Regions from separate parts of the Homo sapiens genome. Here region 2 is linked to region 1. Evidence: chromatin contacts called from ENCODE Hi-C or POLR2A ChIA-PET data. All regions are on one chromosome and are shown on one strand. Each heading gives the region's core, a stretch centred on a gene start or an enhancer-like site at or near the end of the contact. The rest is flanking DNA. Distances are from core to core; before and after follow the strand shown. Region 1 has its middle 31 kb from the start of SEC61B. Region 2 overlaps LOC101928438 (a long non-coding RNA gene).

Region 1 (6,410 bases), core at 2,909-5,408:
CTTGTGTCACCCTAGTGTGGGCAGGATGACCTCAGTGTTTTCCTGTACTCACAGGAGCAGCCAGAACCTACTCAAAGACCTGACAGTTTTCATCATGGCTCCTTTTCTTTTCTATTAAAAGTGGTTTTAATTAGGAAAGATTTCAAGCTTACAGAAAATTAAGAAGAATAATGTCATATGGACAAATATACCCACCACCAGATTGAAGAAATGTTAACAGTTGCCTTAGATCCTTTTGGAAAGAAAGTAAAACTACAGATAAAGGTGAAGCCGAAATGCATCTCCATTCCCCTCTCTGTCTTTCCAGAAGTAATTCTCAAGTTAGAAAGCAACTTCTCTGTCCCAATTATTTCTGTGTTTTTACAAGAGTAAACAAAAATATATGGTATTGTATTGTGTCTTAAAGAAATTTCATAAGCAGCATTATACTGCTCGTATCCTTTTTCAATTTTCTTTTTTTCTACCTAACCCTGAGATTTAACTACATTACTATTAACCATATTAATAATACAGATAGAGTTCATTCATTTTTTCTGCTATATACTATTTTATTGTATAATATTACTACAATGATATGATATGATATTACTCTTACTAGTTCTAAATGCTGTATATATTCTCTTGGATTTTCTTTGAAGATAACATTGTTTAGAAATAATGAGTTTTGTTTTTCACTTTCTATCCCTAAACTTCTTATTTCTATTTCTAGTATAATGTTGAATAGGAGTTGAATTCAGGGTTATTTTCTTATTCTTGATTTTTAAAGAGATCATAAAGTTTGCATTTTTAAATATGATACGTGTGGTAGGTTTTTTGGTAGCTATCTTCTTATCAGGTTAAGAAGGTTACCTGCTATTACCAGTTTGCCAAATATGTTGCAAAAACTATTTACCAATATCCATTCATGACTGACTTCATTAAGTTTCTTTTTCTGCATCTATTGATTGACTATGTAATTTTCTCCCTTTAATTTCTTAGTTACATCAATAGATTCCTAGTGTTAAAGCATCCCATTTTTTATGGAAAAGAAAAGACAGAGGATTATCCTGTCTCTTTTCCTTAATCATGGTGTATTTCTTTCTATACACTGCTTAACTATGTCCATTTTCTGGCTGTTTTTTTTTTTCTATGTATCTATTTTTAAATTCTTATGTTTGTGTATGTTTTTGAGGTGGGGGTTTGTATATTTTCCCCTCATATCATCCTTGGCTGGTTGTGTTATCTACACTATATTAGCTTTACAAAACAAGTTAAAGAATTTCATTTTTATTTCTTGCATGGAAGAATTTATATATAACTAGAATTATCTGTTTTATTAAAGTTTAGAGGATCCACCTGTAAAAACCATCTGGGGCCTATAATTTCTCTGTGAGAAAAATTTAAAACTATTAATTCAAGTTCTTCTTCAGGTATAACACTAATAGGGTCTTCTATTTCTTCTCAAATTAGTATTGGCAAATGTGTTAGTCTAAATTAGGGGTCGATAAACTATGGTCTGTGAACCAAATGGCAGCCACTGTCTGTTTTTGTAAGTAAAGTTTTATTGGAACCGAGCCATGTTCATTCATGCTCATATGGTGTAGGACTGCTTTCCTGCTACAGTGCCAGAGTTGAGAGTTGAGCAGTTGTGGCAGAGGCAGTATGATCTGAAAAACTTAAGACATTTACTATCTGATCCTTTATAAAAAAAAGTTTGTCGGCTGGGCATGGTGGCTCACGCCTGTCATCCCAGCACTTTGGGAGGCTGAGGTGGGCAGATCACGAGGTCAGGAGTTCAAGACCAGCCTGACCAACATGGTGGAACCCAGTCGCTGCTAAAAATACAAAAATTAGCATGGGCATGGTTGCGGGCGCCTGTAATCTCAACTACTTGGGAGGCTGAGGCAGGAGAATCACTTGAACCCGGGAGGCAGAAGTTGCAGTGAGCCGAGATCATACCACTGTACTCCAGCCTGGGCAACAGAGCAAGACTCCATCCCCCCCGCCAAAAAAAAAGTTTGTCAATCCCAAACCTGGATTATAGATATTGGCTGTAATGAAGACAACCCCCAGGGCAGTTCTTTAATGCAATGGGTGATGATGGCAGGGCTGCATTATCTTGTGGCTAGCCTGCCCACCTAGGACATGAGTGATTTTGCTTTCATGGTGGTGAAACTACAACATCAAGTTAAAAACATTCTCAGTGATGCAGTGAATCGTTTGGCAAATTGACATTTCTGGCAAATTGACTTTTGACAATCTAATTTTCAACAAATTCTTCTTTGAGGATACATATTTTTGTACTTGGCTCGCTTCCTTTGGAAAAACCAAGTGATGCTTTGAGTAGAATAGCACACCAGTTTTAGCTAAAAGGCAGCTAATTTTACTCAAAGATGTGTGTTTTTTTGGTAGATTTTTTTTTTTTTTTACCCTGAGGTTAGGTGGGGAAGGATTTGTCTTCATTTTCCTCCTTCCATCCACAGTTTGCAAAGCCCCTTGGAGTGCTCCCTCTACTCCTAAGAGGAAGAAAATATGGACCCCGGAAAGCAGGCAGAAGGGTTAATAACCAAGGGAGCTGGAAAGAGGGAGAGAGAGAAGGGAGCCCACAGAGGAGATACTCACTTAAGGTTGCCAAAGTGAGATGAAATAGACCACTATTAAGAGTCAAGGCGACGGAGAGTGGAGGGTGGGAGGAGGATGAGGATCAGAAAACTATGCTTATTACCTGGGTGATGAAATAATTTGTGCACAAAACCCCGTGGCACGCAATTTACCTATATACCAAACTTGCACATATACCCCGAACCTAAAATAACAATTTTAAAAAAGAGAATGCTTTGCCTGTTGTATTAGTCTGTTCTTGTACTGCTATAAAGAAATACCTGCCTGGCGTGGTGGCTCATGCCTGTAATCACAGCACTTTGGGAGGCCAAGGCAGGCAGATCACGAGGTCAGGAGATCAAGACCATCCTGGCTGATACGGTGAAACCCCATCTCTACTAAAAATACAAAAAATTAGCCGGGCGTAGTGATGGGCGCCTGTAGTCCCAGCTACTCAGGAGGCTGAGGCAGGAGAATGGTGTGAACCCAGGAGGCGGAGCTTGCAGTGAGCCAAGATTGCACCACTGCACTCCAGCTTGGGAGACAGAGCGAGACTCTGTCTCAAAAAACAAACAAACAAAACAAAACAAACAAACAAAAAAAGAAATACCTGAGACTGGGTAATTTATAAGAAAAAAGGTTTAATGGGCTAATGGTTCTGTAGGCTGTACAGGAAGCATGGCAGCATCTGCTTCTGGGGGGCCTCAGGGAGCTTTTACTCATGGAGGAAGGCAAAGTGGGAGTAAGCATCTTACATGGCAGGAGCAGGACTGAGAGAGAGAGGAGGGAGGTGCTGCACGCTTTCAAACAACCAAATCTTGTGAGAACTCTATCACGAGAACAGCACCATGAGCATGGTGCTAATTAACCATTCATGTAGCATCCACCTCCATGACCCAATCACCTCCCACCAGGCCCCACCTCCAACACTGGGGATTATCATTTGACATGAGATTTGGGTGGTGACACAGATCCAAACCATATCACCTGTCCTCTGGACTCTCTGTGGTCTCTGTGTGTGTGCTTGTGTGTCTGTTTGTGTCTCTGTATGTGTCTGTGTGTATATGCTTGCTTGTCTAATTACTTAAATGAGTGTAGTAATTAATGTCTATAACCTCTTGCCTTTCTTAATGTCAGGGGCATACTAACAGAGTTACAGGTCTAACTCCTCCATTTCACAGAGGAGGGGCGTACCAACAGAGTTGTAGGTCTAACTCCTTTTACAGGAGGGGCAAAGCAACAGGAGAATAGGTCTAACTTCTTGTTAGGAGTTAAGCCTATAACTCTATTCGTACGCTCCTCACATTAAGAAAGGCAAACTGAGGCCCACATAGGGACCTGGGAGTGCCCAAGGTCACCTGTTTCTAAGTCACAGAGCTGGGATTTCCCACATTTACTTGATTCAGAGACTTTCCAGAGGCCCTCACCCCCTCCTCCTGCCTGGATGCACATTCGAGCAGCCACCTTGCCTCCCTGCAGTTGGTGAAAACCACAGGGTGGGCCTGCAGGGGAGACAAGGCCCCATCGGCTTTGGGGCTCACCCAAACAGATGGCCCCGTGTGGGGAGAATGACACGGCAGAAAGGCACTTCACGCCCAAGGCCCCACCAACGCACCTGCTTTTGGTTTCAGTCTTTCTCTCTCAGCAGAATCAAAGTTTCCAGGGGAATCCCTCTTGCCTTCAGTGGATCGCCCCTCGAGGCAAGTAGCTTGAGTCACTCACCGCAGCACTGGGATGGTGGCCACAGGGCTGGTTGGCTGGGCCGTCTGGAAGGCGGTTTCCCTCTTCACGTCTGTCTAGAGGTGGTATCGTGCTCTGTGTGTCTCCTCGTGCCACCCACCCTCCCCATTCTCCTCCTAGTTGGATTGTTCTAAGCCACAGCTGTGACCATGCCATTCCCCTAGAGCCCACAGAGTGGCATCCAAACTTCCTAGCAGGGTATTCAGGGAACTTTTCCAGCCCACTGTGGCCACGCTGTGTGTCTTACACAATGGGGATGCCTTTGTTGTTTCCAGAGAACACTAGTCACTTTTGTATCTCTGTGCTTTTGCATAAGCTGTTTCTCTTGTCTAGATTTTTCTTCCCAATCTGGACTGCTTGGAACACTCTCTCCTCATTCTTTTCTTTAAAAAAGTATTTATTTAAAAAAATTGTGGTAAAATTAACGTAACATCAAATTTAACATTTGAATCATTTTTGAGTGTTCAGTCCAGTGGCGTTAAGTACATTCAGATCGCTGTGCAACCTTCACCACTATCCATCCACAGAACTTATCTTTCAAAACTACAGCTCCGTACCCCCTAAGCAATAACCCCCTAGTCCTCCATCCCTCCCCACCCCATGGCAACTACCATTCTACTTTCTGTCTCTATGAATTTGACTACCTTAAGTTACTTGTATGAGTGGAATCTTACAGTATTTATCTTTTTGTAACTTTTTCACTTAGCAAGTCTTAGAAGTTCATCCATGCTGTTGCATGTCAGAACTTCCTTCCTTTTTTAAAGCTTAATAACATTCCATTGAATGTAAATACCACATTTTGTTTATGTATCCATCCATTGATGGACACTCTGGTTGATTCCATCTCTGTTGGCTATTGTGACTTAATTTGTGGCCTAACATATGGTCTATCCTGGAGAATGTCCCATGTGTGCATAAGAAGAATGTGTATTCTGTTGTTGAGTGGAGTGGTCTGCGTATGTCTGTTAGATCTAGTTGTTTTCTTGGGTTGTTCAAGCCCTTTAGTTCCTCACCTGTTTTCTGTCTGGTTGTTCTATCCATTACTGAGAGTGGGATATTGAAGTTTCTGACTGTTATTGTATTATTTCTCCCTTCCATTGTGTCCATTTTGGCTCATGCATTTCAACAGTCTATTATTAGGTTTGTAAATGTTCCTCTTCATTCTTATAGACTCTCTTTGAATGCTGCCTCCTTTGATGCCCCCATCCTTGCCTCCTCCAGCCCTAGTCACTCTCCTCTGTGCTTTCACTGTAACTTGTACACACCTCTGTGTACCACATTCTGCTTTACTGAATAATTTACTGGTTGTCTTTCCAGTGAGTCTCAGAGGACACAGAATTTTGTCTTATATATGCTTGCACCTCTAGAATCTGGCACAGTTTTTGGCTCACAGTAAGTGTCCAGTGAACATTTGTTGAATAGACCTTTGTTATGGAATGCAATTGTGTTACTCATGTTCTTCCTGGGGTAAAAATAATTACAGTTGGAAATCCTCAGCATATCCTTGCCATAAGGATAAGGTAAAAGTGCTTATGGCCTCCAAGGTGCTTGTTCTTCTCCCTCATTTGATCCTTGTCACAACCCTATGAGGAGGTTGGGCAGGGGCTTGCAGATTCATTTTACAGACAAGAAAACTGAGGCTCAGAGAGGCAAGGTATCTTGATAAAGATGAAGATGGTAAGAGGCAGAGCTGGGACTTGAGCCAAGGCTAGTCTGGCTCCTGACCAGAACTCTTTTCTCTGTACCCGCTGCCCTTGTAAGCTCTGTTTGTGACTACCATGGCTGAGATCATGATCTCTGTACATGGGTAAGGTTGAAACTGGGACAAGTGGGAGCTGAGGTCTTTGCACTCTTTTCTTTTGCAGAATTTCAGGTTTGCCTTTGGAGGTGCTATAAGGAGTTCCAAGTGAATATGTGAGAAACACATCACTCTATCCATTGTAGGATGACGAACACTGAGTAACTTGCTCAATATGGCACAGGTAGGAGTTGGGGCTCCAGTCTGAGCTTCCTGGCCCTGAGCATAATGTACTCATCATTTGTTCTGACGTATCCTGGGCTGTCTTGGGATACTTCTGCCCAAGAAGGAG
Region 2 (6,260 bases), core at 1,086-3,585, 470 kb after region 1:
TACAAAAAGTAGTGAGGAGTATTATTACTTCCAGTTGTACCTGCCCAAATATTTAAGTTTGCAAAAGAATAGAAAACGAAGTGCAAATTATTGATGGTGTTGAAATGACTTTAAATCACAACTGAAGTGTTCATACCATCAAACTTGGAAGGAAAAAAATCAATACTGCTATATTGAAGTTAAGAATAAATTAGAGGCATGTAAAAGTCTGGAATAACAATATGCTATAAAAATTACTGATATAAAAATATGCCATTTAACAAATTTGATACTACAGAGGCATAAAATTCTACATAGAGTCTGGAAGCAACCATGTGAACATAAGGAGGTAGCTGGGGTAGTGCCAACATGGTTAATTCAGAAAGAAACTCAAATTTATAACTGGTTAGGTTTAATTTCTGTTTTGAAGATAAATTACATGCCAGAAATCTATATGCTTCCATTTTTTCTACTGATATTTAAAGGTAAAAACTGGACAATATAAAAAATATATTTTCAGTAAATATTTTCCCTCTTTTCTCCCTCAAATCTCATGAATACCTCAGTTCACACACATATGCACACACACACACACACACAGACACACACACATTTAGATGCATACCTCCCAAGCTAGATTTTCAGTAATGAACAGGTTACCAACTATAATGTAATATATAGGTAGAAAATACAGTAATTGTTTAAAAACTACTTGCATAATTTCGGTGTTTAAAAGAATGTTCAAAGATTTTTAAAGAAATTTATTTATGAAAAGTTGGAAAAGAAGCCTAAGTTGATTGACAGTTTGGAGTTTGTGTTTCCACCATCTGATCATAGCCAAAATGCAAATGCGATTAAGTTCTGAAAGACAGGAATTGCAAAGTGTCTGCAGCTTATTAGAATCTTCCCTCTAGGTACCATTCAGCAAGGGCATCAATCAAAGGTGACCCCCCCGCTTATTGTGATAGGAGCCTCTTAGATTAAGGAAGGGGAAATATCTGGTTTATTGGTGGAATTATTATTGAAAGATCAGATTCTAAATTCATGCCTGGGATCAACAGGAAAAAGAACAGAGGTGGTTTATCTCACGGTATGGCATACAAGGAGAAAATGATGGCAGAGGTGCCATATCTTTGTCCTAAGCAAATTCTGCAATTACCTGCATCATTAGGAGATGAAACACACTCACACACATATACACATACATTTACAAGTACATTTCTTCATGTACATAAAAGTTACATAAATGCAAAACCCAATGTGTATAATCATTCAACAAAGATATTCAGCAGCTCATTTAGAAAATCAATTTTTATGCATCCATTTGACAAACTGAGTCATAATTATAAGTACCACACGTTGTTCTAGGCACCTAAAGATACAAAATAAGAAGAATTGGTCATGCTCCAATCTTATTCACAATCTAAACTAAAAGATATAAAAATCATCTAGTGGAGGAATGTACAAAGTATTATGAAGGCATAGAGAAAAAATAACTAACTCTTCCTAAAGGAACTCATAGAGCTTTCTCAGAAGAAGTGACATTTGCTTTTGGTCTTGAAAGACAGATAAGGATTTGTCAGGTGAGAAGATTGGTAAATACATTCCATTCATCAATTAATCAACAAACAGGGTCTTTTAGTTTTTCCAGGATCTGTGCATGTTACTTAGAATAGAAATACATGCCAAATTGCACATTCCAGGAGATGTAGTCTAGCAGTTTGGAGGCAGGTGAGTAAGATCCCATAAAGAAACAGATTGAAGGGAATGGTAATGGATATTGCGATTCAAAGGAATACTACAGGAAGTTATCTTACAAGATGAATAATATCTTTCTAAATCACTCTCTTGGGAGTTCTATTTCCACATGGGATGTAAAAAGCTAAAAATATATCTGTCCAACGTTCACAACAATAAAGCCGGATAGACTACAAATCAGAGCTTTTCTTGAACTATTAGAGAGTTGCAATCATAGGACAAGTAACCTGAATTCTAAGGAAAGATGGGCCCTCCAAGGAGAGCCAGGACATGACCTCTGGTTCACCTGAGCCAAAGCACCAGAGAAAGAGACACTGGGTGGAATATAAGTGGGTAAGAATTCAGCAAAAAAATTTAACTAATTGCAAAAGGTCAAATGTGACCTAGCTTTTACCTCTCTCAACTCATGGCAGCTACACTGCAACCATTTGAAATAATAGGTTTGTATAGAAAGGCAGCAGCTTATTTCAGTTCAGGAATAGCTGGGTTTTCCAACCCTGTCAGCCCCTGCATTTCTAGACTCTCTCTATTCCCTCTGTTTTTGCTCTCAAACCAGCTAATTCTTGCCTGATTTCAGCTTATTCTTGGAAGATGTTGCTTAAAACAGAAAGTAAAAGCCAAAACACGCTAGCACTCTGGCTCCTTGTAACCACTTCCCCTCAAGTACTCACATAAGGATCAAATAAGTGATCTTGTGTTCATTGAACACAAGAAAAAGTCTTCAAGTGGTTAAAAAAAAATGCTTATTGTGAGACTATACTAATTCATTAACTTCTATATATCTAAGAATCCCAATCTATTCCTATTTCAAAATCATTACTAACAGAAAACAAAACAGGACTAGAAACAAAATAGAGTACAGAAATACAACCATATATAAAGCAATTCAATGACAAAAGAAAAATCTCTTCAACGACTGGGTTGGAATAACTGGATATCCAAAACAAAAAGGGAGAGAGAAAGAACCTTGACCCCTACCTCACACCACATCCAAAAAAACCCATATGAGAAGGGTTATAGAGTTAAATGTAAATATAAAATAATACAGTTACAAAGGAAAAAAAAGTGGAAGAAAATGTTTGCAACCTTGCAATGGGCAAACATTTTTCAAGAACATACAAAGCATAAACCATAAAATAAAAACACTAATAGACTGTACTACCTAAAACTGTAAAACATTTGCTCATCAAGACACCGTCAAGAAAATAAATCACAAGCCACGCACTGAGAAAAAAAATTCAGTAGATAGATAGATATGTAGATAGAGCTATATATAGTGAATATTTTAGATATAAAAATATAAAATATATATACATTATATATTTTTATAATTTATACTTTATATATAAATTATATATATTATATATTTATACTTTATATATAAATTATATATATTATATATTTATAATTTATACTTTATATATAAATTATATATAATATACTTATATATTTTATATATTATAGATAATATATTTATGTATTATATAAATATAAAATTTATATATAAAATATAAAATATATCTATATATAGTGAATATTATGTATATATATAATATATATCTCTCTGACAAATACATTGCATATAGAACATACAAAGAAATTCTATAAATCAATAATAAAAAGACAAATCATTTTTTAAAGAAGACTTGGACAGCCACAAAAGAAGATATACAAATGGCCAACAAGCACATATAAAGATACTCAACTTTATTATTTATAAGTTTCATGCAAAGTAAAACACACACATATACACACATACACACATACATGACTGAAATTTTTTAAGAAAAGATTAACAACATCAAATGTTGGAAAGAATGTGGAGCAATCCAAATTTTCATATATTGCTGCTGGGAGTATAAAATGATGCAATAACTTTGGAAAACTGTTTAGTAGTTTCTTAAAGAGTTAAACATATGTCTACCCTGTGGCCGGGCAATTCTACTCCTAGATATTTTCCCAAGAGAAACGAAAACCTATGCTTACATAAAGCCCTATATAAAAATGTTCATAGCAGCTTTATTCATAATAGCCAAAAACTAGAAAAAACCCAGATGTACGTCAACAGGCAAAAGTGTTTTTTTAAAACTGTGGCATATTCAAAGAATAGAATATTACTCAGCGATAGAAAGAAATGATCTACTGATATACACAACATGAATGAATCTCAAAAGTATGTCCGGTGAAAGAAACAAAACACATAAGAACATATACTGTATGATTGCAGTCATAAGAAATTCTAGAATAAACTAAACTAACCTATGTGATAGAAAGCAGATCAGCAGTTGATTGGGGGGTGAATTTGGAAATTGAGTGGGAAGAAGCATGAGGGAACATCATTCTGGGCTGATAAAAATATTTTGTGTCTTAATATGCAGTTATCAAAAGTGATTGAGCTTGAAGATTTGAGCATTTCACTGTATATAAATTATACTTCAATTTTTTAAAAGGTTAATAAATGTTGTTGCTAAAGGATTAGACTTCAGTTAGTACTTCCCTAGATATAATTTCTAAAAATGTAAATTTTTCCTAAAGTCCTGGATCTGCACTGACTTTTCACATACATGAAGCTTAATTCTCCTTTTATTTCAACGAACTTTCTACGCTTAGGTTGGAGGAGTGGTCATCCTACCCATCTGAAACGTTCACCTCAAATCCTTGAGGCAGGGGGAAGTAGCATGTCAGAAGAAACTGTGAAAACAGTGGGATAAATCGGGAATATTACAAAAAGAATAGACCCACCCTACTATGGGACTGTGGTTCAGAGCTAGCTCTCCAAGTGTGAAACCACAAAAGGCAGCTATCAGAGAGTGATTCTTCACATGCACCCCCTCTGTGCACAGATGTGGAGGGGCAGTGAAAAAGTCTTGCCTTATGTTTTCAACTAACCATAAACTGAACAAGTTACCCAATTCATTGGCTTGAACTTTTTTGTTTTGTCTTTACAGCAGTCAACTTTGAATTTAATCTTGGCTGGATGAAGCCACCTGAGTTTTGCTTTTACAAAAGACTTTGCAAAGAGAGGAACACAAAGACTTTCACTTAAATGCCTTGTTTTGCAAGTGCATTAAGTCATTGGTGCCCACCTCAAGTTGGTTTTACATCCAAAAAGAACCAATTTGGCTCATAATCCCTGACAGCAGCTGGCACAAACTGAGCATACCACTACCATCTTAGAACTGAAGTCTTTGGGCATACCTGCAAAGGGAAGAAAAAGTTCCAGCCAAGGAAGTCAATAACTTCCTTTTTAATGTGCTTATTCAATGCTGAGACAAGTATTACTGGATTTTAGAGACATTTGGAATAAGAATGGAAGTTTGGTGCACTTGGTCACAGGAACACACTGTGACTTCTCAGACCTAGAAACAAATTACTTATTAATTTTTTAGGAAAAAAAAGCATCTTGATGATGCACTAGGTCCTTGTTATTTACAAATGGATTAGTCTTACAGAATCTGATTCTAGACCACGATGCTCACTAGTAAAAGCTACAAGCTAAGTATAATTTCTCCAGTTGTGACTAGTGTATGCAGAGATAAGAAGCCTCTAGCCTTCTGGCTAGTACTGGCCATTAGCTTAATTTGTATTCATCCTTAAACAAATATTATATTCTTAGAGCAACCATGATATGATGACTTTGGTACACTTATGGTACACTGCAGTCCACATAGTAATCTCCTTTCTGGTAGTATATAACCTGATAGATATACTGTTATTTAATTAAGGGAAGTATATATGAAGTTTTAATTTTTTAAACTATGTTTAGTGGCTAATTTTCTGATTTTTCTTGGTGGACTAATACCCTTTTTCTTCTGTGGCAACTTCTTGGCAAGTTCATCTACTACATCAGTTGTTCTACCCAGTTGTACTACCTAGTTGTTCTACACGATTCAGCTCTGAGTCCACTATTATGTTTCCTCACTATCCCCTCTATTTACAGATTCCTCCCGTCACATTATTTTAACCACCAACAACTTTATTGAAGTTCTCAATTTTACAACTTCAATCCTTTTGTTGTTTTTATAAATCCCAATCCAAATGCTTACTAGATGCATTTTCACTTGGATAACTCAACATGCCCCCAACCCTGCATATCAAACCAGCACCACCTCCCATTTTCCATAATATCTGTTAATAGTAACACTGGGTAGGAAGACTCCCAAATCCATAACTTTACTTGCTGATTCACTTTTCTCTTTTCTTTATCTGCATCCCATCAGTATCAAGTCCTGGTAAGTCTTCTTTCGTAATGTTCTCTCCTCACCACCATCTCTGTTGTCCAATCTGACAAGATCTCTCTCGGACTACTGTAACAAGCTTGTACTAGCTTTCCTGAGTGTCAACTCCCCTCTATTCTCCAAATAGCATCAAGAATATCCATTTCAAAATGCAAAATTGAACATGTTAGCTCCTGATTTAAATGTCCAATACCTGCTTGTTGCTTCTGAAATGAAAACAAAGAACCCAGTATTATCTGGCTCCTGCCTTTCTTTCCAGCCTCATGTCAGCCACTCTCTACCTTT

The links. Hi-C counts contacts between places; a loop is a spot of excess contacts on that map. ChIA-PET counts read pairs that join two places held with the same protein, here RNA polymerase II (POLR2A). Pooled maps may share reads with other maps.
Region 2: a loop to region 1 is called in a pooled map, with 2.4 times the contacts of the local background. The contact joins two enhancer-like sites. A Hi-C loop is called at or near these places in 4 of 37 single-sample maps with no recorded cell type and 5 of 50 pooled maps. POLR2A ChIA-PET finds 5 or more read pairs at or near these places in 1 of 52 experiments (activated naive CD4-positive, alpha-beta T cell).

The regions. Positions count from the first base shown.
Region 1 is chr9:99,249,818-99,256,227 of GRCh38, forward strand. No RefSeq gene overlaps it. Among named protein-coding and RNA genes, the nearest start is that of SEC61B, 31 kb to the left of the region's middle. RefSeq lists enhancers at 3,812-4,371, 4,502-4,561. Within about 2 kb of position 4,159, at least 5 of the 41 ENCODE cell types and tissues checked have a DNase peak (open chromatin) inside an H3K27ac peak, as active enhancers do.
Region 2 is chr9:99,718,501-99,724,760 of GRCh38, forward strand. All of the region lies in intron 2 of LOC101928438 (a long non-coding RNA gene), which reads right to left. The region is part of intron 2 of LOC124902234 (a long non-coding RNA gene); the gene reads left to right. Among named protein-coding and RNA genes, the nearest start is that of NR4A3, 100 kb to the right of the region's middle. RefSeq lists an enhancer at 4,489-4,558. Within about 2 kb of position 2,336, at least 5 of the 41 ENCODE cell types and tissues checked have a DNase peak (open chromatin) inside an H3K27ac peak, as active enhancers do.